3 separate regions of the Mus musculus genome follow, and all the other regions are linked to region 1. A link is a loop called in an ENCODE intact Hi-C map of the cell type or tissue named here. Cell type or tissue: left cerebral cortex. All regions are shown on one strand.

What was found. A loop is a pair of places that touch in the nucleus more often than their neighbours do. Peaks named below come from ENCODE experiments on the same cell type or tissue, not always from the same donor. Only the 100,000 strongest peaks of a DNase experiment are listed, where the experiment ranks them.
Region 2: it touches region 1 in a loop (6-fold over the local background); 5 of 42 quality-filtered maps call a loop at or near these places.
Region 3: a loop joins it to region 1, with 5 times the contacts of the local background. A loop is called at or near these places in 2 of 42 quality-filtered maps.

What each region holds. Positions count from the first base shown.
Region 1 is chr8:73,608,530-73,616,529 of GRCm38, reverse strand. No RefSeq gene overlaps it. Among named protein-coding and RNA genes, the nearest start is that of Large1, 260 kb to the right of the region's middle. In left cerebral cortex, no CTCF peak of the experiment used is centred here; DNase peaks (open chromatin) are centred at 1,688, 2,224 and 4,737; H3K27ac peaks cover 2,306 bases.
Region 2 is chr8:73,347,020-73,355,019 of GRCm38, reverse strand. It overlaps Large1 (LARGE xylosyl- and glucuronyltransferase 1), which reads left to right and starts at 1,480. Exons shown (of 15, transcript NM_010687.2): 1 at 1,480-2,554. In left cerebral cortex, a CTCF peak has its summit at 4,444 (motif pointing right); DNase peaks (open chromatin) are centred at 3,002, 3,596, 4,146, 4,510 and 4 more places; H3K4me3 peaks cover 5,370 bases; H3K27ac peaks cover 3,764 bases.
Region 3 is chr8:73,229,398-73,237,397 of GRCm38, reverse strand. The region is part of intron 1 of Large1 (LARGE xylosyl- and glucuronyltransferase 1); the gene reads left to right. Among named protein-coding and RNA genes, the nearest start is that of Large1, 120 kb to the left of the region's middle. In left cerebral cortex, a CTCF peak has its summit at 3,887 (motif pointing left); DNase peaks (open chromatin) are centred at 179, 3,002 and 3,891; H3K27ac peaks cover 389 bases.

The DNA.
Region 1 (8,000 bases):
ATGCAGCTTGGAGTTCCAGGCCTTGTAAAAGCAGGTCCTCCCTGATGCAGGTTTAAGAAGTTAAGAGATTCTTGCCTGTGGTCCCTAAAAGGGAGAGTTCTAACATTCATGCCCAGCTGTTAACAGAAGAATGCTTGTTACAGAGAGCACTAGGTATTTCACAAATTTCTCCCAAGTATACTCTCAGATCCCAAAAGTTATATGAAATCTATGACATGCACTAGCCAAAGAATGGAAATCAGATCTAGTATTTGTCACCCATAGATAGAGTTGTAAGAACCACTATTGTAATCACTAAGTCTTCCTTTCTGCCTCCACAAGTGTTAAAGTGGTTGTCTAGAGGGAGCTGTCTTATAACCATGTGGGACAGATGATAGCTGCTAAATTAAAGTGGTGCACAGTTGCATTGTATTATATTTTGATTTCATGGTTAAGATTGCCCTGTAATTCATTCTATCCTAATGTAAAAAACTGGCACTCAAAATCAACTTGTTGTGAGATAATCTATATCATGTTGACCTAATAGTTAACTGGTGTGACTTAGGGTACCCAGGATATTTAGCAGATTATGTAGGTTCTATAAAGCTAATGATTTTTCTGTCTTGTTCTCTAACACAGCATAAAACTTCACAGTTTTAGGCTCTGTGGATATTTGTTGAATGAATGAATCAATCAATCAATATTAATTTTCAGAAATATGGGAATAAAGGAGATTTTAGGCAAATGTGAGAACTTGGCTTCACAAACTAAGGATCTGCATTTACCTGGACAATATGATTGTGCCTGGGGTAAGAAGGAGGCTAAGGAAACAGCAGGAGAAGGATGAGCTGGAGATAACTGGAGAAGTTACTTGGGTGTGCTTTAAAGAGATTTGCACATCACACTATGTGTAACTATTAGTTTAGAGACAATGTTACTGAAGGTCAAATACTCAGGATAAAGAAAAATGTAAATTTTGAGCTAATATGTTCAAAACACTATAGGGAGCAGTAGAAGTCTGTGCAAGTCTCTTTATCCTAAAGGCTTGCCACTTTGAACATTTAAAAATGTTGTGATCAGCATGCACATATCTGAAGGTCACAACCCAGTAAAGAAGTAGTTTTTAAAGCCCAATGGATGAGACAATTGGGAACCAATAAAAACTTCCACAAAGAAAATACAAGATTAGAAGCCATCATCTACCCTCTTGAAACTCAGAAACCTGACAACTGAATATTTCTTCATGTGTTGGCACAAACTAATTTGATAGAGAACACAGCTGAACTTATAAGGCATTTCTTCACAATCTTTAACCCTCTTCATGTGGATGTTCATAGACAGTACTCATCCATGTTTGCGATGATGGTGTTATCCCATGGTGTACTGATAGACCTACAGAATATGCTGTACATGGCATCTCTTAAATCCAAAAGATTCTTGTGCTTTCATAAAACCCAGATTTTAGATGAAGGAATACAGACCTCTTCCATGAACCTGTTGAAGCTTTAGGAGGAAACTGTTCTGCAAACAGTTCTAATATTAAATTGGAGAAATTAAGGAAGAAGTGAGTGAAGAAATTGTGGGCAAACCAGGAGTGAAAAATATTGAGCTCTGTAACAAGCTGGAGACACCGGCAGAGGAGGAGTTGGGGGATATTTCCCAGCTATATTCATGCAAGTCAGTTTCAGATTGAAAGTGGGAGGCAAGAGAGGAAGGAATCCAGGATGTGCCTCATGCTGCTAGCTTGGAAAAGCGGACAGATGGTGAGCCATCTCCCATTAAAGAGAATCAAGAACAATCAGAATTAAGGAAATCATTTCAACATGCTTATTTGACCATGTGCATGTGAGGTTCCTGTGAAAACATGGAGAAGAAGTTGGAAATATGGGATGGTGAGCTTAGAAGGAAATCTAGTGAAGGGGTTACAAATTTGGAAGGTGTAATATAGTGTGTAATGTTCTACCAATAGATATGTCAAAGTCCTAGCTCTCAGTCTGAGTATAACCACATTAGAAGAGAGACTTTGAAGATAAAATTACACTGAAGTCTTGACATGAGGCATGTTGACTATGAAGCAAGTGACTGTCGATTTTACAAAAAAAAAAAGGAAGGACACAGAAAACAGCCAGATGAAGAGATAGATTGAGGATACATCAATGCATTTATAAGCCAGGAATTCTGAAGACTGTCAGAGACAGAGTCTGTGAGAGAGGCATTAGTCAGACTTTCCTTCAGAGTCTCCAGCTTGGAAACTCGCCCATGATCAACTTGATTTTTGGATTTCTAAAAACCAGAAAGATGAAATAGTCTATCATTGATCTTATAAGCCATGCAGTGGGTGGAAGTTTGTTATGGCAATACAGGAGACTATGAGAATGCTTCAGCCATGAAGGGCATTCTCAGCAAAACATTGCTAATAAGGAGAGGAGGATTTAAGTGACACCAACATTGAGTAGAAAGGAAAGGACAGGGTGAGGATGGTCAGAGATAAACACAGAGAATTGAGAGCTCAGAAAATCATGAGCTACCAGCAGGAATCAAATGGTATCAAATTTTGCAGAGGTGGCATATAGAATATAGTCTGTAGAGAGAAAATCCTGTTCATACCAAGGTCACTGGTGACTTTCAATGGAAGCAATTTCAGGGATCTAAGGAGTCAGTAATGTATGAAAAAGTCAGCAGAATATTCTTTCCGAGATGTGTGATTAACTTGCTTCCTAGGAGCATCCTGAAGGCTACCTTAGGAATGGTGGTAACAGGAAAGTGGCCATGTTTGTGGTTTGCATGGGATTTGAATTTATTTCAAAGATTTATAGGCTGGCAAGCTTGAGGATCTCTACTGGCTATTTGTGTTAGGACAAAGTTGTCCTAGTTCTGGGCAAAGTTGTCAACATAGAAGAAATAAAGACAGTCAAATATCGAACAGCAGTTGGAGTTGAGAGCACGTAGTATTTCTTTGTACAGAGCTGTTGCTGTTAAGCAGCTGGTGGTCAAGTTTTTGATCCTCCCTTGCAGCTAGGTAAAGACATGATCTTTTCATACCAATGGAAGAAGGATAGAAAAGAGTAGAAGTAAGGCAGGGAATCCTCTATGCCCTGGGGTATGGCAAGTGTGCATGCCTTTTCCAGTTTTTCTCTCCTCAACATAAACTGGAATCAGAGGAGTCACAATTCTTAGTGATGACAGGCCACAGAAACTGAAGGAGCCAGAGTTCCTGAATCACATAAAGTCTTTCATTAATAGAAAAAAAGCCACAATAGATTGCTAAATGAGTGTGAAACAAAGATGGTCAGCCGGATGGTGGTTGCGCATGCCTTTAATCCCAGCACTTGGGAGGCAGAGGCAGGTGGATTTCTGAGGTCGAGGCCAGCCTGGTCTACAGAGTGAGCTCCAGGACAGCCAGGCCTATACAGAGAAACCCTGTCTCAAAAAACCAAACAAATAAAAACAAAAACAAAAACAAAACAAAGATGGTTTTAGTGAAATACGAAGGTCTATTTGTTTTAAAAGCTAGTGTTACTTTAAGATAGCCTGAATATTTTACAGAGTCCAGATTTCAAATGGCTGGGTTACTGTCATCTGTTATAGAGCTCAAATGCTACTGGCTTGAGTCACAAGTAACCAGCTGACTAGGTGCACCTAGCATCTGTCCCATTCTCACTAAGGACTTTTCATTCTTTCAGAATAATTATTTGAATGCCAAGTACTCCTGAGCAGGACTCAGAGGGACAGCATGCATGTGATGGATCTCTGCCTTTAACTTGCTTATATTCTAAGGTTGGCAGACAGACAGGAAGCAGATAAACAAATCGTTCTAGACTTCAATTCCAGGTAAGTAGATGTGTGTGTTACACTATTGAGCACTAAATATAACAGAATAATGGATAAAAAGTGATAGGCAGAGTGTGCTGCAAAGAGAAGATCTTGGGCTGGTGAGATGGCTCAGTGGGTTAGAGCACCCGACTGCTCTTCCGAAGGTCCAGAGTTCAAATCCCAGCAACCACATGGTGGCTCACAACCATCCGTAACGAGATCTGACTCCCTCTTCTGGTGTATCTAAAGACAGCTACAGTGTACTTACATATAATAAATAAATAAATCTTTAAAAAAAAAAAAAAAAAAGAGAAGATCTTTGTCCAGGAAAACTACAATGGAGATTTTTGTGAAGTTGCTAGACAGGCAAAGAAAAAGATGGAATGATGTTAACTAGAAAGCTTGAAAGAGGCCCCGAGGAAATGTGTGTCTGGTGTTTGGGGCAAACATTGTGACCACAGCAGGAGGAGTGACCATTCTAAGAGCAGAGTGAGAGAGGCAATATTGAGCTATATCCTGGAGGATCATGGGAAGGAGTTTGAGCACTGCCCTAAGTAGGATGCCCCTGACCTGACCTAGCTTCCCATGTGAGAAGTGTCCAAAGCACCTGCACCTTCCTTGGAGTCCTGCCACCTGTTGGCCTGGGACCTTGCACCTGTCTTTTCATCGCCCTTTAACTCACTCTGAGCTTCCTCTGGACACTTTCCAGACTGGATGGTATATTTGTCAAGAATAAGCCAGGCAAAGAAAATCTCTTTGCTGGTGGAGAAGTGAGGCCTCTGCAGAGAAAATAAAACTTGTGGGCTTACCAGGGGAGAAGCAGCCCCATGAGGCTATGAGCACGAAGTCTATATTTGAGCTGAAATTACGCAGGCTGGCAGGTGGGAACCCAAACACAACTGCTTTTCCTTATGTGATGGCAAGTGAGTAATTTTGCCTCCTGAGTTTGAGGAAGTTCCTCCTGCTATGAATTGGTGTGATCGCTCATACTAGAACGCTGTAGCGGTACATGGGAGGGCTCGGGGCCTCCACAGATGGGAACACTTTTAACAGTCACGATAACTCACATTTGCAAACTACACTTCGTTCGCTCCATCTGTGTCGCCCCAGCCTAACATCAATCTAGGGGACCAGCCAATTCTATTTTAAACATCAGGAAATTCTGGCCCAGAGAGATGAAATGAGGAGCCTAAGGCTACCGAGACAGTGGCTACATTATTCTTTTGAAGGACAGTCTGAAAATGTCATTATTAATTCCCCTGTTTAAAATTGTTCATTTAAAACTGAAATACTTTCTTGTGTCCTATAAGGTCTTATACCAGACATTGGACAAATAGCCCAACTTTATAAAAACGTTTTATTGGAGATCCACTTGTCTGTATAGCATGAATGGCTGCTTGTGCAAGACAAGGAGAGGATTGAGTAGTTGAGAGAGGCCTGTATAGGCCCCGAAGTTGATAATATTTAACACCTGGCCTTTTCCAGAACAGGTTTATTAACATCAGCTGAGGTACCCTAACCTTTTCTCCTACTCTTTCTCCTACTCATTCTTTGTTCTTTTTCAGGTATTTTGGTTCCTCCCCAACACATACACACACACACACACACACACACACACACACACACACACACACACACACACACACACACACACACACTACATTTGTTCACATCTCAGAACAAATGCTGACACTCAGGGAGACATCCTGTGACCTCCTAGCTAACATAGCCCAAGTCCTAGCACAAATTCACTTCTTTATAATTTTTGTATTTGTGCCAATATTACTTTCTCAGTGGTCTTATGTATTTATGTACTTATTGTTGATGTATACGACCACACTATTATCTCCATGGGAACAGGTATCTGGACTTCATTGCTCAGTTTATACTGCAAGCAAAATGGTTCTTGACACCTACTGGCCTCTTCATAGTCAACTGCTAAATGAATATGCAAATCAAAGAATTAATGAGACTCCAACCCATTCTGATTAAGGTGAGATCTTTCAACCTAGCTATTATTGACCTCTGGAAGTGGAAATTTTGTTGTTGTGGGGATGTCCTGTTTATTATAGATTTTTAAAGCACCTTTCTTGGCCTGCTAGATGTCAATTGCTTATCAGCTGCACCATCTGGATTATGAAAACCAAAAATGTTTTCACACTTTGCAAAATGTCCCCTTTGTGGGAAGATGTGCCCCAGTTGAGAAACACTGGACTGTATGTTTTATCTTGGTAGAACAGGCTTGAGAGATGACTTACTGAGTATTATGCTTGCTGTGCAAACAAGAAAACCTCAGTTCAGATCCTCAGCAGTAATGGAAAAAGCTAGGTGCAAATCTACACATCTGTAACTGCAGCACTGGGAGCTTGGAGTTACACAGATCAATGGGCTTGGGGCCAGCCAGTCTAGAGGAGATGGTAAGGTCCAAGTTGAGAAACACACACACCCTGTTTCAGAACATAAGATAGGAGAAATAGAAGACATGCAATAGCAATCTCTGATCTCTACATGCATATCTGAGCATCCTTATTCTCTCTCTCTCTCTCTCTCTCTCTCTCTCTCTCTCTCACACACACACACACACACACATACACACACACACACTGTCATTGGGCCTTAAAACTTAATAGCAAGCTTTTACCCAAGAACATAGTAATTTCAAATTTCTTTTTTTTATTGTTTGATAATTTTTTGTTAGATATTTTCTATATTTACATTTCAAATGTTATCCCCTTTCCTAGTTTCTTCTCCAAAAACCCCTATCCCCTCATCCCTCCCCCTGCTCCCCAACCCACCCACTCCCATTCCTGGGCCTGGCATTCCCCTATACTGGGGCATAGAGCCTTCACAGGAAAAAGGGCCTCTCCTGCCATTGATAACCAACTAGGCCATCCTCTGCTACATATAGCTAGAGCCACAAGTTCCATCATGTGTTTTCTTCGATTGGTGGTTTAGTTCCAAGGAGCTCTGGGGGTACTGGTTAGTTCATATTGATGTTCTTCCTATGGTACTTCAGACCCCTTCAGCTCCCTGGCTCCCTCATTGGGACCTCGTGCTCCGTCCAATGAATGACTGTGAGCATCAACTTCTGTATGTGCCAGGCACTGGCAGAGCCTAAAAGGAGATAGCTATATCAGGCTTCTTTCAGCAGGCTCTTGTTGGCATCTGCCTAGTGACTGGGTTTGGTGTTTTTTTTTTATGGGATGGATCCCCAAGTGGGGCAGTCTCTGGATGGTTGTTCCTTCAGTCTCTGCTCCGAATTTTGTCTCTGTAACTCCTTCCATGGGTATTTTGTTCCCCATTCTTAAAAGGAACAAAGTACTCACACTTTGGTCTTCCTTCTTCTTGAGTTTCATGTGTTTTGCAAATTGTATCTTGGGTATTCTAAGTTTCTGGACTAATATCCACTTATCAGTGAATGCATATCATGTGTGTTCTTTTGTGATGGGGCTACCTCACTCAGGATGATATCCTCCAGATCCATCCATTTGTCTGAGAATTTCATACGTTCTTTGTTTTTAATAGCTGAGTAGTATTCCATTGTGTAAATGTACCACATTTTCTGTATCCATTCTTCTGTTGAGGGACATCTGGGTTCTTTCCAGCTTCTGGCTATTATAAAAAAAAGGCTTTTATGAACATAGTGCAGCATGTGTCCTTATTACAAGTTGGAACATCTGGGTATATGCCCGGGAAAGGTATTGCTGGATCTTCCAGTAGTCCTATGTCCAATTTTCTGAGGAACTGCCAAACTGATTTCCAGAATGGTTGTACTAGCTTGCAATCTCACCAGCAATAGAGGACTACTTTCTCCACATCCTTGCCAGCATCTGCTGTCACCTGAGTTTTTGATCTTAGTCATTCTGATTGGTGTGAGGTTGAATCTCAGAGTTGTTTTGATTTGAATTTTCCTGATGATTAAGGATGTAGAACATTTTTTCAGGTACTTCTCAGCCATTTGGTATTCCTCAGTTGAGAATTCTTTGTTTAGCTCTGTACCCCATTTTTAATAGAGTTTTTTGATTTCCTGGAGTCTAGCTTCTTGAGTTCTTCGTATATATTTGATATTAGTCCCCTATCAGATTTAGGATTGGTAAAGATCCCTTTCCAGTCTGTTGGTGGCCTTTTTGTCTTATTGACAGTGGCCTTTGCCTTACAGAAGCTTTGAATTTTGTGAGGTCCCATTTGTCGATTCTTAACCTTACAGC
Region 2 (8,000 bases), 260 kb after region 1:
CATCAAACCCAGATACGATTTGCTATCCCTGCAACGTTCGTGGTAAGACTTATTCTGGTAGAGATAAGACATCAGGACCCCAGCATCGCAGTTAACTATTCCGAAGCAACCGCTACCTTCGGTTCGCATCCTCCAAGACTTAGGCTCCTACTGATTAGGTAAACAGCGCTGGGAACTGAGGGAGAGCCCCTGCTGGTGGTAAAAGGGGTCCTGGCTTCTAGAGAACGCAGGGAAGCCGAGAGTGTCGAGCAGGTCAAAGGACGGTCCAAGGGTGTAGGTATCAAGGCCAGAGCTGGGGATGAGGGATGGGATCAGAGAGGAGCTGGATCTTCGAATGCGAGATTAGAGTGATGCTCCACCTCGGGTAAGATAGTCAGCTCAGAGTCCCGAGATAGGAAGCCCTTTCTAAGGCATCCCACCTCTCTCCATCCTCCCCAGCCATTAAAAGACAGTGGGTGGGCTGCCGGAGGAGATAAGCGCAGGGGAAGACAGAGATTCAGTGGCTCCTACGGATTGGGGGAGGTGGGGACTCTGGGGGAAGGGGCCCCCAGAAGCCAAGGGACCTAGTTGAGGAAAAAACCCGGAAGCTGGATCGCAGTTTCGGAGCTCCGTCTTCCAGTGGGAGTAGACCGTCCGCTCTGGTCCTCTTTCTCACCCAGGCTCTGCTTCAGCCTCAAGGGAGGGTATTCTCCCAAGGGACATCCCATCCCCTTTACTATAACCAAATCTTTCCGCTCCTTCCGCAGTCCGGGCGGACTCTCCGCATCCTCACCTTCCTCATCAACATCCGGAGGCTTAGATGTCCCTTTAGTGGACGTTGAAAGCGGGGCTCTGAGCAAGAGTAAAATTAGAAAGGAGGTGCATCTATGCGTGTATATATGGACACAAAAATGTAGTTTCCTCTGGTGAGGGGGACCAGAGTCTTGCACAGGATTCTTGGATCCAGAATCCAAGCAAGATGATGTCAAACCGCTCAAATCGGGCCTCTTCACAGCTCTGGCTGCCCCATGACCGGTCAACCTAGGGGAGAGCCGCGTTCCCAACCGAAGGAAAAGCAGGGTAAACTTCCTACTTCCCCCCAAACCGTTATTTTGTAAAAGGAGTGGCACGGTGACCCACCCTGCTCGCAAACCGGAAGCAACAATTGCGAACTCAACCCGCCTCTCTTCACTCTCTTTCATCCAAATCTGGGGTAGCCGGAGTCCGGGAAAGAAGGGCGGGGAGCTCCAGCTAGCACCCTTTTCCCGAGACCCGGCCCGGGCTCCGGGCTCCGGGTGTTTCATCCGCCTGCGTTCCAATGAACCAAGGAGCGGAGGGAGGCGCTTGGTCGTAGGCGTAGCCTAGGCAGGGCGGGCACTAGAGACGCACATTCCTGGCGCTACCCATTGGCTGTCCATGCGATCACGGGGAGGAGGCGTGGCCCCGAGGCGGGCTCCGGTCCCGCCCCCGCTCGGAACCCAGCCCAGGATCGCGGTCCTTCCCCCTCGCCCCCCAGCTGCACAGACATGACACAGACACACAGTCACTGCAGCTGCCGAACGAGCCCGACGCTCTAAGCACGCGGCGGCGGCTGGACTAGCCTGGAGCTCCAACACCAGCGCCCGCCAGCGCGCTCCCACGCCGGTCCCCGCACAGCGATTCTCTCCCGGCCCCGCGCGGGAAGCGGGGATCGCGCGCCTGTCCGTTCGCGGCTCCAGGCTGCCCACAGCGTCTGCAGCGGACGAGCGGCTCCAAACCTGAGCGCTCCGGGAAGCCGGCGCGTCTCCAAGGTGGCGGCGGGGGCTGCCCGCCCGGGCTCCCCGCACCCATCGGGCTGCGTCCCGCTCGCGGCGCCCCGGCGGCCGTGACCTTCCAAGGAGCATCTATCCCGGCCCCGCGCCCCCGGTCCCGCGCCCCAGGCCCGGGCGAGGCCCTCTTCAGCGCCCGCTTCTCGCGGAGCCGCGGGCGGGCGGCGCAGGCCCGGGGGGTGGGGGGGAGGGTCACCGCAAGCAGCTACGGTCGGTCCCAGTGCTCGTTCGCCACGCTGGTCTCTCGGTCCGGCTGAGCTGCCTCCAGCCTCCTGCCTCCTGCCTCGCCTCTTCTCCGTGGCTGGGGCTGCCGGTGTACTTGCCTGGCCGGGCCGGTTGCGGGCAGGCCCTGCCCTGAAGGGGTTAAGCGGTCAGGGGCGCGGAAGGTGAAGCCGGCAGAGCTGCGGCTCCCCGTTTCTTCCTGGCGCTGGTTTCCCGGATCCAACCCAGGGCGGCCCCCAGGCCCTTGCCCATGCGAGGCGCCCAGGGCTTGGAAGAGTCCTTCTGGCGTAGAGCAGCTCTCGGCAGCCGCCTCGGAGGAGGAGAAAGAAGGGAGAGTGCTCAGTCCCGGCAAGGCGGACCTTTCCTATTGATATTTGGAGCCCAAGGCTGTCCCGAAGTCTGTGCTTGGCACCGTCGGTCGGTCGGGTTAGAACAGCTCCAGCTGGGATCTCCACCAGGACCCACTGCACTTAGTAGGCGTCAGTGGCACCACGCGGTTCAGCTCTTTCGGAGTGTACCTCTGCCTGGATGTAGTCAAGGCCAAGGTAAGAGCCCTGATGTGCGAGAGAACCATCGTGGGAACGCTTTAGTGAGCAATGCTGGACAACTTATCCAAACCTGTGGCTGGTACCCGGTGTGCTTAGGATGCTAGTAAAAAGGATGGGCACACCGTTTCTGACTTGGCTTTGAGTCCCGGAAAAGCAGGAGGTGGAAGACCCCAATCTCTAGTGTCCCCAGGATCTGTCTCAGGGCCTGACATGCTCTTAGGTGTACAAGATATTGATAGGCAAGAGCGAGTTGGTGTGTGTGTGTAGGGGGCAGGTTCTTAGTAACACCTGGAGGTATTGTTTTCCCGCCACCCTGGGACCCTTCCTGCTTTTCTTCGACGTTCACCTGCCTTTTATGATGGGATGCCCAGAGAACTTTCCAATAGGTTGAAAAGAGGCCGGGTTGGGTGTATGCATCCACATTTTCCAAAAGCTCTTTAGGATAAAGTGGTTGGATGGCATGGATACCCGTGAGGGGGAGTCCCAACCAACATACCTGGTCTGTCCTGTTACACTAAACTTCTTGTAGTCATCAGTGTCTACTCAGAGCTTCCTGTAAATGTCATTGCTTCTGGAGGTTGGAATGATAAGTATGTTTATCATGAAGTTATACTGTTCATCGCCTTGAAATGCCCCCGCTCTGTAAGGATAGTTCTTTCTATAAGCTGTCTTTACCAGTGTGAGATTTATTAAACCTGTGCACTTCTGGACTTTAAATGGGTCACTTGAGAGGGAACAGATTGTCTTTTGCTGACCCAGTCCATCTCCTGGGTGACCCTTTTTAATAGGGATGCACTGGTTTGGGTTTTGTTTTTTGTTTTTTTGTTTTCCCTGTTCCAGTGCTGATGTACCTCAGTTGAGTAGGTTTCTGCTGAATTCTGAATCTGTGAATTTTGTCACTCAGTCCATTAAAATGATATCCCGAGGGAGCAAAAGAGCAGCTTACATTTTCTGTGAATGTCACAGGAAGTTTACTGAGTCTTATGTAAGTGTCTCAAAAGAGAACTCATACTCTTTCTTCCTTTAGGGCGACAGAGGGAGGTTGGAGGGAGTGGCACGCCACCCTTTCTGACACAGGCGGGCACCCAAAGTGCTTTCTTATGAGTGGAGGCAGGCATCTGAGGCTGATGTTTCTTTTTGCCTCTCCTGCCTTCCCACCTCAGGATTCACTTTGATAGACTCCAGATTGGGAATGATATAAATTAGGAAAAGAACAGTGGTGATTTCTTTTCTCGTCTCTCACAAATGGTTGATATGAATCAATTACTCATCTGTGTGTTGGGACCTTACTGGAGCAGGAAAAAAAAAAAAAAAAAAAAAAGCAGACTAAGAGAAAACTTCCATGAAGGTTTCACACATCTCTTGGGTATTTTCAAAGAGTGCTTTTCCTTATTGAAAATTGCTTGAGGAGAACGCACATTTATGGAGCTGGGGTCTGTTAATTTCAGAACGGAAAGTGAACTGAAGGAAGGATCTGCACAGAAGGGCAGAAGCTATGAGGATTTAGATGTTAGTGGATTTGCCAAAGAAAGGAGGCGAACTCCCGTAGGAGAACAGGGAGGCTTCTAAAGAAGACATTCCCACCAGTGTGGGTGAGCACAGGCTGCCTGCAAGTGTGGGCTCCCAGTGCTTCAAGAAATGGTCTGAATTGTGGACTAATATATTTTGATGTGAAAGGATATAGATTCTTTTGACTTTTAAGTTGAAACTGGATGAGCTTTAGAAATAAAATCAAAGGTTTTTATCCTCTCATAAGTTATGAGAATACTTCTTGTCTAGGTCACCAAGGTTTTTCTAGGATCTGTGTTCCTGAGCTGTTCTTTAAAGTCAGTGCTGGAAGGCAAGAGTCTGCTTTTCCCAGTGTCTCTCTCCATCCTTCAGCCGCCTACAGGACACTAGGGGGAATTGTTTTCTATTCTGTCACCAAAGCACAAAGACCAGGAACAGATGCTAGAAATGACTATGGCTTGTTGTGAAAGCTCATGATCGTAAGTTTTTGGTACTCAGTTTGTGCTTGCACTGTTGAGTGGATGGTTGGCCTGGTTTATTCTACAATGTCATGTGGACTGTGTGGGTGTTAACTGCAAAGTGTTAAGGGAATATCTGGTAAGATTCAAATACAGTGGTTTAAGTATATAAGGGCTATACATTTTGGGAACATTGGCTCCTGTAAACTGCCTTTTTAACATTAGTTCATGCTAACTTTAAATTCCCTAATGGTGCTGGTAACTGTCCTCCATCCCCTTTGTACTTCTGAGGACCAAGCCTCATGATTGCTGAGTGAGTGCTCTGACGACTACTAAGATACATCCCCAGCCCCTCCTTTTTGGGGGACGATGTGGGGATGTGCTTTTGGACAATATAACTCAGTCTTCAAAAATAACACTTCTTCAGGACATTTCTGAAATTAATTCCATTAAACTTAAATTTTCTTGCTGTCATACCCTTAAAAGTACATTCCTTACACAGATAGTAACATAGTATTTGACAGTGTGGTTGGACTTAGATGTGCTCTCCATTTTTAACAGCGTTAAATCATTAGTGTCTGGGATTCCTACAGCAGAATTAGAAGATAATTGTATTTCCCCAAAGATCAAAGTCCCTTGGCCCAGGTCTACCCATAGCAACTAGCTCTTATGAAAGACTTACAGGGGATGAAGGAAGAGTCTAAGAGACTGGCCATTCCAGCATACTGGCACTCAAAGGACAATTTTCACCAAGATATTGGTCCTGCTGGAGTCTTAAAAGCTTGATTTAGCATGTAGACTTAGACTTTGTTCAGAACCTGCAAAATTCTGCAAGTTGTTTCAGTACCTGGAACCCCAGAGTCTGTTAGATTGCATCTGTGACCTTTTACTCATAAGTATAGTGCATATGTAGGTAGTTTAAGGAGAATGGCTACTGTGGTCTAGGAAAAATGATCAACACAGAGTCTCATCCTTCTCTTAGGGCTTTAAGGATTGATCTTCATAGGTGCAGTAGGACCAAGGGGTAAGAGACTGAAGGAAGAAAATATTTAGGGCTGTGGTCCTAAGGCATGAAGGGAGGCTTATAAATTTGGGGAAATCCCTTTGGTAGGGGTGGCAGAAGAAGTTGAGGCAGAGTATTGGATTCTGTAAGGTCAGTGAGGCAGGAACAATGACAATTTGGGGATGTGGCTTTGCTTTATGTGCTGGGCACTGTGATGTTGATATCTGGAAATCAGTAGGTAGATTTCAGTAGAGTTAACTGTTCTTGCTTTTAGTGTAGCAAGTAGTGATTTGATTGATTCTGTTTTTTGTTTTTGTTTTTGATTTTTTTTAATGGCAAATGCTTTGCTCTGTGCCGAAGTCATAAGGGTTCTTCATTTGTCTCATTGGTGATCAGCTGTAGCAGGCAGCCATTCACTCCTGCAAGTTGTGTACAACTGTGCAGGTATGTTCAAAGGATGACTTTGAAGTTTCTACATTAGTGGGAGTAAGGAAGACAGCAGTGTGGAAACCCCAGTATACATTGTGTATGAATAGTCAGTGGAATGGCAACTGGAAAAGGAGAATTTCTAGAAAAGGAAAGCTTGGAGTCAGAAAGTTAGTGCCTTGACTGGGCCCCTTACTAGCAATTGTGCCTCAGTCTCATGCTCTATGAAATCAAAATGGGGCAAGAATGGTTGTTGGGCAAGTTCCAACAGAGGTAGTTGATTATCTCATATTACTATTAAACATAGACAGATGTTTTGGTGTCCATGTTTTTCTCCATAGAGCATTTTTCCTGTCCTTTCAAAAACTGCTAGCAATGCAGATGAAGAAAGGATTTCTTTTCAAGCCTAAGTCAGGCCTCTGTGTACATGAATGACATCTGCGGTTTCATGTGTAATTACACAGTAGTGGGAAAAAAAGGGCCCAGTTACTTAACACGTAATACAGTATGGCAAGGGCAAAGCTGCCTTCTGTTAGAATACATTTTATTTTGTATTAGCTCCAGATAGAGTTATGACTGTGCTTCCCACCAGAACATGGCTTCTGTATTATAGTCATTTCTATTTTCTTCTTAACTTTCTTTGCTGTTGGAATAGTTTTATCTGTAAATGGGAGTATTCCTGCATGTGTCTGACTACTTCTGTGTGTTGTAGTACTAAACTCTAGTGTTTTCCTGGGTCTTCATATCTGTCAGGGATTGGTTCTTAGGTCCTTACCCCTTAATACCAAATTCCACATATGTTCAAGCTACTTTTATAAGATGGAATAATGCTTGTATAGAAACTTAAAAAACCTCTAGATTATTTATAATACCTACTCCAATGTAGATGGTACATAAATACTTATTACAGTGTGATGTTTATAGACTAAATGACCAAATGAAAAAGTCTACATGTTTAGCATAGATATGATTTTTATTTTATATTTTATTTAAAGATTTAGTTTTACTTTATGTGTATGAGTGTTTTGTCTGAAAGAAAAGTGTACTATATGCATGTCTGTATCCCAGATGTCAGAAGAGGACACTGGATTCCCTGGAATTGGAGTTATAGACAGTTGGAAACTGCCAGTGGGTTCTAGAAACTGAGTTCAGGTCCTCTGCAAGAGCAGCAAGTGCTTTTAACTGCCATGCCATCTCTTCAGCCCTAGACACAAATTCTAATGCTTCTTTCTGCTGTTAGTTAAACCCTCTTAATCTGAGGGCTGATTGCATGTGGTCAGGAAGAAACTCAACAGTGGAGTTGTGCACTCCTGTCTGCAGGTTATTAGAGAGAGTGGAAAGTCAAAGTTGGAATTGTGATCTCCATAACCAAGTAAGTACATTTAATTTTATTTGCCTGCCTGCCTGCCTACCTACTTACCTACCAACCTACCTAACTACCTACCTACCTACCTTCTCTCTCTCTTCGTCTCTCTGTCTCTGTATCTCTCTCTCTCTTTCCAGGACCAAGTATATTAAATTTCCCTTCCCTCCCCTCCCCTCCCCTTCCCTCCCCTCCCCTCCCCTCCCCTCCCCTCCCCTCCCCTCCCCTCCCCTCCCCTCCCCTCCCTCCCTCCCTCCCTCCCTCCCTCCCTCCCTCCCTCCCTCTTTCTTTCTTTCTTTCTTTCTTTCTTTCTTTCTTTCTTTCTTTCTTTCTTTCTTTCTTTCTTCATTCACTTTACATTTTGATCAAATTTGCCCCCCCAACCCCTTAGCTCCCCCACCCCCCTGACCCCCAACTTCTGAGGCCTGAGAAACCTGCCCAGCTAGGGGAAAGGGATCAAAAGGCAGGCAAGCATCTTGAGTCTGAGACTCAGTCCACAGTCCAGTTGTTAGGGGACCTACATGAAGACCAAGCTGTACAACTGCTGCATATGTGATTCTTCCACAAGAATCCCTGAGCATTCCTAATGTTTTGCTGTGGGTTTCTGCATCTGTTTCCATCAACAGCTGGATGAAGCCTTTCAGATGACAGTTGTGCTAAGCTCCTGTCTGGGTGCTCCTTGTC
Region 3 (8,000 bases), 380 kb after region 1:
CTTGGGGATGAACAGCAGCATGGAAGTGTAAGCCGAATAAACCCTTTCCTCCCCAACTTGCTTCTTGGTCATGATGTTTTGTCCAGGAATAGAAACCGAGACTAAGATACTCAAGGAACATCTTTAAATAACGTCTTGCTCAGCCATCATCAGAGATGCTTCTTCCTGCAATAGATGAGCATAAACACAGAGGCTCATAGCCAGACAATGTGCAGACAGTGAGAGACCTTGGAACACTCAATTATAAATGGGGTGTCTCTATCAAATTCTCCCTCTACTCCATTGGGCTCACAGAACCCTTTGGAAGGGGAGGCAGAAAGACTGTAAGAACTAGAGGGCATAGAGAATACCAAGGACACAAGATCTTCTAAATACATCAGGTACTGATGCTCATATGAACTTCCAAAAACTGTGTCAGTGTGTGCAAGGCCTGCATGAGTCTAAGCCAGAAGGAGTTCCAGTGCTGAGAGGAGAAGACACAGCCGACATCCCTAATTCACAAGCTATCTTCAGTTGATAACTACTTGTAAATGAAAAATTAGTTTTCTTCTATGGTGTCTCATTGGCTATACAAACTAGTCTTAAGGGCAGTCCTCATGCCCAGCAGTCAATGCCAACACTTACAAACTTAATGGCATTTGCAGTTTTGGAAGTTCGTTGTCTCATGATTCTTTCTTTGGGCTTTTTTTTTTTCTTTTTCTTTAAAAAAAACTTTATGTGTCGTTTTTGTATATAGGTTTTTGGTTTTGTGTTTTTATGGAATTTTCTTTGTGCAAATATATGAGTCTCTACACATATGTTTCTTGTGCTGTGTCTTTGGTTCATTTTCTTCTGTTTGGTTTGTCGTATTCTGGTTTGTGTATATTTTGTTTTATCTCATGGTTTTATTATTTTTAACTGTCTTGTTTTCTTTTTTAAAAAGATTTATTGATTTTATTTATATGAGTACACTGTAGCTGTCTTCAGATACACAGCAGAAGAGGGCATCAAATCCAATTACAGATGTTTGTGAGCCACCATGTGGTTGCTGGGAACTGAACTTAGGACATTTGGAAGAGCAGTCAGTGTTCTTAATCACTCAGTCATCTCTTCAGCCCCGATGCCTTGTTTTTTAAGGAGAGAAAATGAGAGTTGGGAAGGACCTGGGAAGAGTTGGGGGAAAGGGAAACCTTAATTAAAATATATTATATGAAAGAAAATCTGTTTTCAATATAAGAAAAATAGAAATAAAACAAAACAAAAACTCCATGTAAGTATGCATATGGAGCTGTGGTTACTATAGTGATCAAATTTCTTAAATCTGTACATGTAGATGAAGTAGATCTCCTTATGTAATTGTAGCAAATGGGGTATGGGATGAAGTATTGATGGTCCACCATGCATTGTACTCGGTCGCAAGTGCTGAAGTCATTCTGTGATGAGCTTTTAGCAACCTTGTAATTTGGCTCTGCTGCTTAAGCAGTTAGGTGAAGAAGCTGAGGTTTAAGATTAACTGATTTTTGTCAGATTATGCAATTTGTGAAGATTCAAACCTTGTAAAAGACCAATTCTCTTAGACTAGGATGAACAAAAGCTGTTACTAGCCCTAAAACCCCATGTTCCCTTGAGGCAGACAGGGCTTGTGTTGTCTGTCCTTGGTCAGTCAGCCTCACATATATTTTGGCCTCATTTTATATGATTAATATTCTCACTTGCTCTCAGAGTCTTCCCATATTGGACACTCAGGGCTGTAGTTGGTAGTTGTAGATGAAGAAACCGAGTGTAGAGAATTTGTCCACATGGAGTTGGAATTCTGATCTGTGTTTTAACTGGCTCCTCTTACTTTCACTGCCTCTCCATCCTGAGAGCAATTTGCCTAAGAGCACATTTGTAGGCTGAAGTCCTCTATGTCCCAGACTGAGCCTTCTGGACAGCTGGGATGGCTGGTCCCTGAGTCCCCCTCCCCCATCTTCCAACTAAGCTACCAACTTCATGTGGTCTAGAGACTGGGGATAGACTGTTCTTTATTAACATTTTCAATTATTCACAAGTTAATATATCGACATCATGTGGGTCCTAGAAGCTTCTGGATTTTTCAATAGGGAGTGGGCATCTCATCAAACATAAACATATTTTCTTCAGGTTCAGAGCCTTATAATAAAGGAGCCCTGATTTTGCCTCAGCAGTAGTAAATTTAATTTTTCTTCATGTTGCAGCATACAGAGAGGCCTTATAGAAAAACTGGAAAATGAAATACAGAGAAAGGAAAAGAAAACCATTGTAGCCTATTCCTTCTTTATTAGAGTTCTTTATTTTTTAGGTTCATTTGAATGAAAGCCAGTGTTCTCAACCCCTTCCCCATTTTTATGACTGTGACAGGTAAGTAGTGAAAGGAGTGTCTTTAAAATAGGGCTTGGGCTTGCCTCGCTTAAGGCAGAGGACCATATTTCCAAGAAGTCAAAAAGTTTGTGGATTAGCAGGTGTCTTTTGCAGGCTGTAGCCAGGGAGAAGGGCTTGCCGTGTGTCTGGGGGTGGGGGGGTTGGAGGAACACTGAAAATGACAGTGGCCATCACCATTCTTGTCCAAGAGCTAATCTTTTTGTGCATCTTGTGGGTGTGTGATGTATGCACAGAGTATGTGTGGGTACAAGTCTGAGGAGGGTGCTGGGTGTCTGCTGTTACTTGCCAATATATTCTTTTGAGACAGGGTTTCTCACTGAACCTAAAGTTCCTGTTTCACCTAGGCTGATAGTGAGGTCACTAGGATGACCAGCCTGTCTCCATCCCCCTAATTTTCAGGTTATAGAAAGATACATCCAGAAGCAAGTTTTTTTGCTTTTTGTTTTTTGTTTTTTGTTGTTTTTTTTTAACTTGGATACTGGGGCTTTGAACTCAGATCCTCTTGTGTTCACAGCAAGTGCTTTTATCCATCTCTTCAGTTCCAGAAGCTGATTTTCTGAGTGTAGATCGTAGTGCATCTTGTGGGTGTGTGATGTATGCACAGAGTATGTGTGGGTACAAGTCTGAGGAGGGTGCTGGGTGTCTGCTGTTACTTGCCAATATATTCTTTTGAGACAGGGTTTCAAAAGTGAACCTCACTCCTGACCTAAATTTGTTTCAGGTTTGAGGATGGCAGCTGGTTACTTTAAGGGCTTTCACTTCCTACACTGCTAATATAAGAAAGAGAAAGAGCTTTAAGTCCTTTTGTAAATAGATAACTCGGGTTGTAGGAAGCCATGGTTCCGTGTTTCTCAGGGCTTTCTTTGCCTTTGTCTTGGTGGATATTGTGTATATTAAGCAGAAGTTGAGACTGTCTTTTCTGCTTGAATCCTGGAGAAGACTGGTCTCCTATCAGCCTTAGGATTTTGGCTAAATCCTTTTCTATTTCAGTCAGGATATTTTTAACATTACAACATTTTTCTGACCCTAGGTGATGGGGGTGGGGGACGGACTGATGTTAGTTTTAGAGCATTTTTTCTAGTTTTTGTTTGGGAAGCTAGTGGGAATAGTGACGCTATATTGTGCAGTCATCTCTGAAATGCCTGTGTATACAGCTCATTAATCTTTCTGGCACCACAGAAGAGCATGGCCCATCCCTGATCCTTGGTCTCAGTCTACTCTGACCACATTTACCATCTTGGGTACTTTCGGTGCTAAGGTTATTCATGGTTATTAAAGGAGACTGTTCTTGGCTTAGAGTGGATGTTCTGTGTTAGTGTCTTTCCAAGCTTTCCTCAACTTCCTTCCCGTTTCCCTTCTTCTTCCCTTTTCCTACTTCCCTTCAACTCTCTACAGCCACCCGTTTCCCCTTTCAGCAATGTCATTTACCAGTCCTGGATCTCATCAATTCAGCTAAATGGACTTTTTAGTGTGCTACATAGATCTAGCCGTCTCTGCCCCCTAGTGCTAGGATTATAGAAGGCATGAGCTAAGATTCCCAATTACTAAAGCCTTCCTCCTCCTTTTCTCTATGTGGGCACTAGGGATCCAAACTTGGCTCTTCATTCTTGTGAGGCAAACACTGTAGAAACTGAACTGTTTCTCTCTTTTCTCCTTATGGGTGTAGTTTTAGAAAGTTCCTGAATTTCTCTTTTCTAAGAACGGGAAAAATGTTACCTAGGGAAGGGATAGGGAGGCAGTGGTATGGACCAGTCGAGGGCCTGGCAACTGATTGCTCCGACAGTGGCCATTAACTTTCAACAAAAGTTTAGAAGGGACTTTCAAACTATAGCAGATAGCTTTGATTTTTGTTTTTGTATCATCTCTCCTTTTAGAGATTCCCCCGGACATGTCTTGTAACGTCTGGTTTCTAATCCCAGAATATCTGTACCCAGGGTGTTGTGCATGCTGTCTCAGTAAGACTGATTTAGGAGCAGATGTCAGGGTGTCTGAACTTCAGTTCTACCACTGGCTAGTAGGGAACATTAGACTCTTCAGGTTGCTTTTTTGGCTTCCTTAATCAGATGGAAATAGGGACAGTTTCCATGAAATCTGCCTATGGATGTTTGAGTAATGAGTATGATTATTTTATAACCTTTATTGAGTCAGATGACATTACTATTAAGATGACACAAATAAGATCATATTTTTCTAGGAAAAATAATGGTAGTTGTAAGTAGGAATCTGAGTTGTAGCATTTGTAGCCCTGATGGCAGTAATGGTAGCCCCCATGGTAGTAGCTGGTGAATGTGGGTCCTCATAATGGGCCTTTGGCTTGCTGGCCAAAGAAGTTGAAGGGTTTTCCTTGAAATGGTCTGTGCTGTGTTGTAGCACTTTCCCTAGATACTTTTCTTCTGAATGCAGTCAGCCCATGCTAAAATGTCTTCTCAATAGCAAAATTTCCAACAATAAAATTAAACCAAGGATATATAACAATGTTATAGAAAAGTTTGTAAAGTAGTATTTCTCTTCCTTCCCCAGTAGAAAAGAGTAAATGTCATTTAAGCTTTGTATTACATGACTTACTTTCCCTCTGTGTCATACAGAAGTCACTGATGTATAAGGTCAAGTTTACTGCCAGGATTCAAGGCCACAATGTCTTGTTCCCTCCTTCCCAGACCTGGTTCTCACTGTTAATTTTTTATTATTATTATTATTATTATTATTATTATTATTATTATTATTATTACAGCTGTTTGGTCTTATGTGCCTAAACTACTTGGTGAAGATTTGAAAGTGACTGCAGGCTTTTCCATGGATGTCACATAGATGTTTTTATTTCAGTTATTGATTGCATCAATCATGAGAATTTCTCATTTTCTCCTAGGGAAAAAAAAAAGAGTTATTTTCTCATTTCAAATTCTCCCTAACTAACATAAATTATAATATAAGGTTTGCATTCTTTATGTTCTCTTAAGGAAATTTTATTTATAGCTTATTGTTTTGGATAGACTTTACTGATGTTCACCTTGAAAGGACATGTGCCTACAGGCATTTTGAGCATGGGGAGTAGCATGGGGGTGGGAGATGTTAAAAGTTCTGAAGTTATCTAAATAAATATTCTGCCTCTGTATTTTTCTGAACACAAAATGCACAGCAGCCACCATTCCTAGAAACATATGCCAATTGTAGCTTACATTTTGCTGAATTTGAGAAGCTGGTATGGCCGACAATCAGATGCTCAGAATGAGGACTTTAAAAATGTCTTTGTGACAGGTTGGACACACTTAAACCTTGGTCGAGTTTCAGAGAGGCGCAACTTGGTCTTTCATCATAAATTTGAAGGCAAAAAGATACATGGAAATCTCTAGGTAGTATGAATTGTTAAGTCTTTCTGTTGAGTTACAGATACTGAAAGGGAAAAAAAAAATCTTAGATGTCTTTTTATTCCCTTAACAAATACTTCCTTGCTTTTGAAGCAGTTGAAGTGTAGTGCACTGGAGCTTAAAATGTCTTGGGTATAGAGTAAAAAGACTTGGTTTAAATTCTATGCCCTTGCATGATCCAGCGAAAGAAACTTTCTCTCTGCAAATAGTCACTCAGTGTCTTGGGAGGTGCATGTCTCAATGTTGAGCCAAGTACATATTTGCAGGTGCTGTAGCATGTACATTTCTACATATGGTGGCAGGTGCATTTTCAGGTGCCAAAGTAGGTACATTTCCAGGTGCTATGGCAGGTGTATTTTGGAATGCTGTGGTGGCTATATGTCCAGGTACCTTACTTACTAAGTTGTAAGACAGATGCAGTGGATACAGACAGTAACTAGCTACTCACTGGATTCCTGCTCCCTTGGCAGAATTTCATCAACTCCTAAATCTTTCCTTCCAGTGTTGGGCTGCAGCCTCTTACAAGACCTTACAATTTTCTGAAATACTTATGTTCCTTAGACATTGATACTCTCTACAAATATCAGGCTACTAAAGGAACTATTCCTTGCAAAAGCTAGCTAGCCACTGTTGCCAGCTCAGAGTTGACAGTTCTTAGCCCCCACCTCACAGTGATAGAAGTTGCAAGGACTTATCTGCACCATGCTGAGACAAAGTGGTGAAATGGGAGACTCACTTTCTCATTGAGGCCTTTGCTTTGAGTTATAAAGATTTTTCTTTTCTCTCTCTTCCTTTGCGTTTTTTGAGGCTGGGTCTATATAGTCTTGGCTGTCTTGGAACTCCATAAGAATTACACACACACACACACACACACACACACACACACACACACACACACACACACGGTTGGCCTCAAACCCACTAAGATATACCTGCCTCCCAAATGCTATGATTAAAGGCATGAACCATCATTCCCAGCAAGATATAAAACATTTTCAAAACTGACCTAAGTATCTGGTTTTCTCTAGGTGGAGCTGAGCTGTATACAACGTGTGAAGGCTTTCCTCAAGTCTGGAAAAAGTTCAGAAAAGCATTCTTCATAATTATTCTTATATAGGTTTTAAATGTGTATTGTTTTATAGCTGGGTCAAAGCAGAAATTTGAAAATCTAGAACTGAAAGGACACATTAAAAAAAATGTTTGCATGTCAGCTTGACCTGTTTTCATGGAAGTTGTGGGAAGCAGAAAGTTTGCCTGCTCAGTGTCTTGCTGGGATTAAGGTCACGGATAGGATTTAGGTCACCAGTCTAACTGCTGCTTACCCTCACTTCCCTAGTGCTTTTCCAGTGACTTGATTGCATTGACTAGTAAATTAGAAATTTTAAAGATTTTTCCATAATTCCTGTTTCGAATCTAGCAGAAGATACAAGTAGTTTCTTTTCTTTGGAAACTAAAATGTGTTTTTTATTCATCTGACTGGAAGGCAGCGTCTCTCCTCTTCTGCTGGAGTTCACCACATAGAAACAAAACCAGATGACAAATGGATAACCCTCCAGAAAAAGTCAAGTTGTGCTGTAGGTGGCTATGGTACTGAAAGGTTTCCTGCATGGTGAGGCAATTGAGCTGGGTGAGACCCAGAGGGCAATGCTAATTAAGCAGATAAAGCAGGTAAAGATCTGGAAGGAATACAATGCTCAGATACCCTCTGAGGCAGTAGGGAAAGGGTCCTCTGATTCTTTTCTACCTTTTCATTACCACTCCCCAGGAGCCTCTCCCTGCTGGGGGGAGTCTGAGATGGAAGACCAAGGGCTGTGAAGTAGGAAATATAATGAATTCTTCAAAAGAGAGTTGCCCTTTGGCCTCAGAGACAGTAATGGACATCACTTTCCTAGCTGTACGTGGGAGTTATTGGGAGAGATTCATATTGTGACTGCTTTATTGTCCAATTAATACATTTGGATCTGAGTCTTTGTGTTCTCCTACATCATAAAAGGAGTGTATCAGGAAAAATACAGATTAGTGATCTGCTAACATGGGCCTTGTTAGGACATGGAAGTCTACCTCTGCTCCCTTGACTTCCTAGATATTGAGCCTCCCTTAAGATCATCTCATTACTTAATGAACGTGACTTATATAATTTAAAAGCATTTTTTCCTACTTACTAGATTAAAAAATAAAAATAATAATGCAGTTGTAAGACTTGGTTTCCAGGCACTGTATTGGTGCCTGTGACTTACAACTGGGCATACTTTAAAC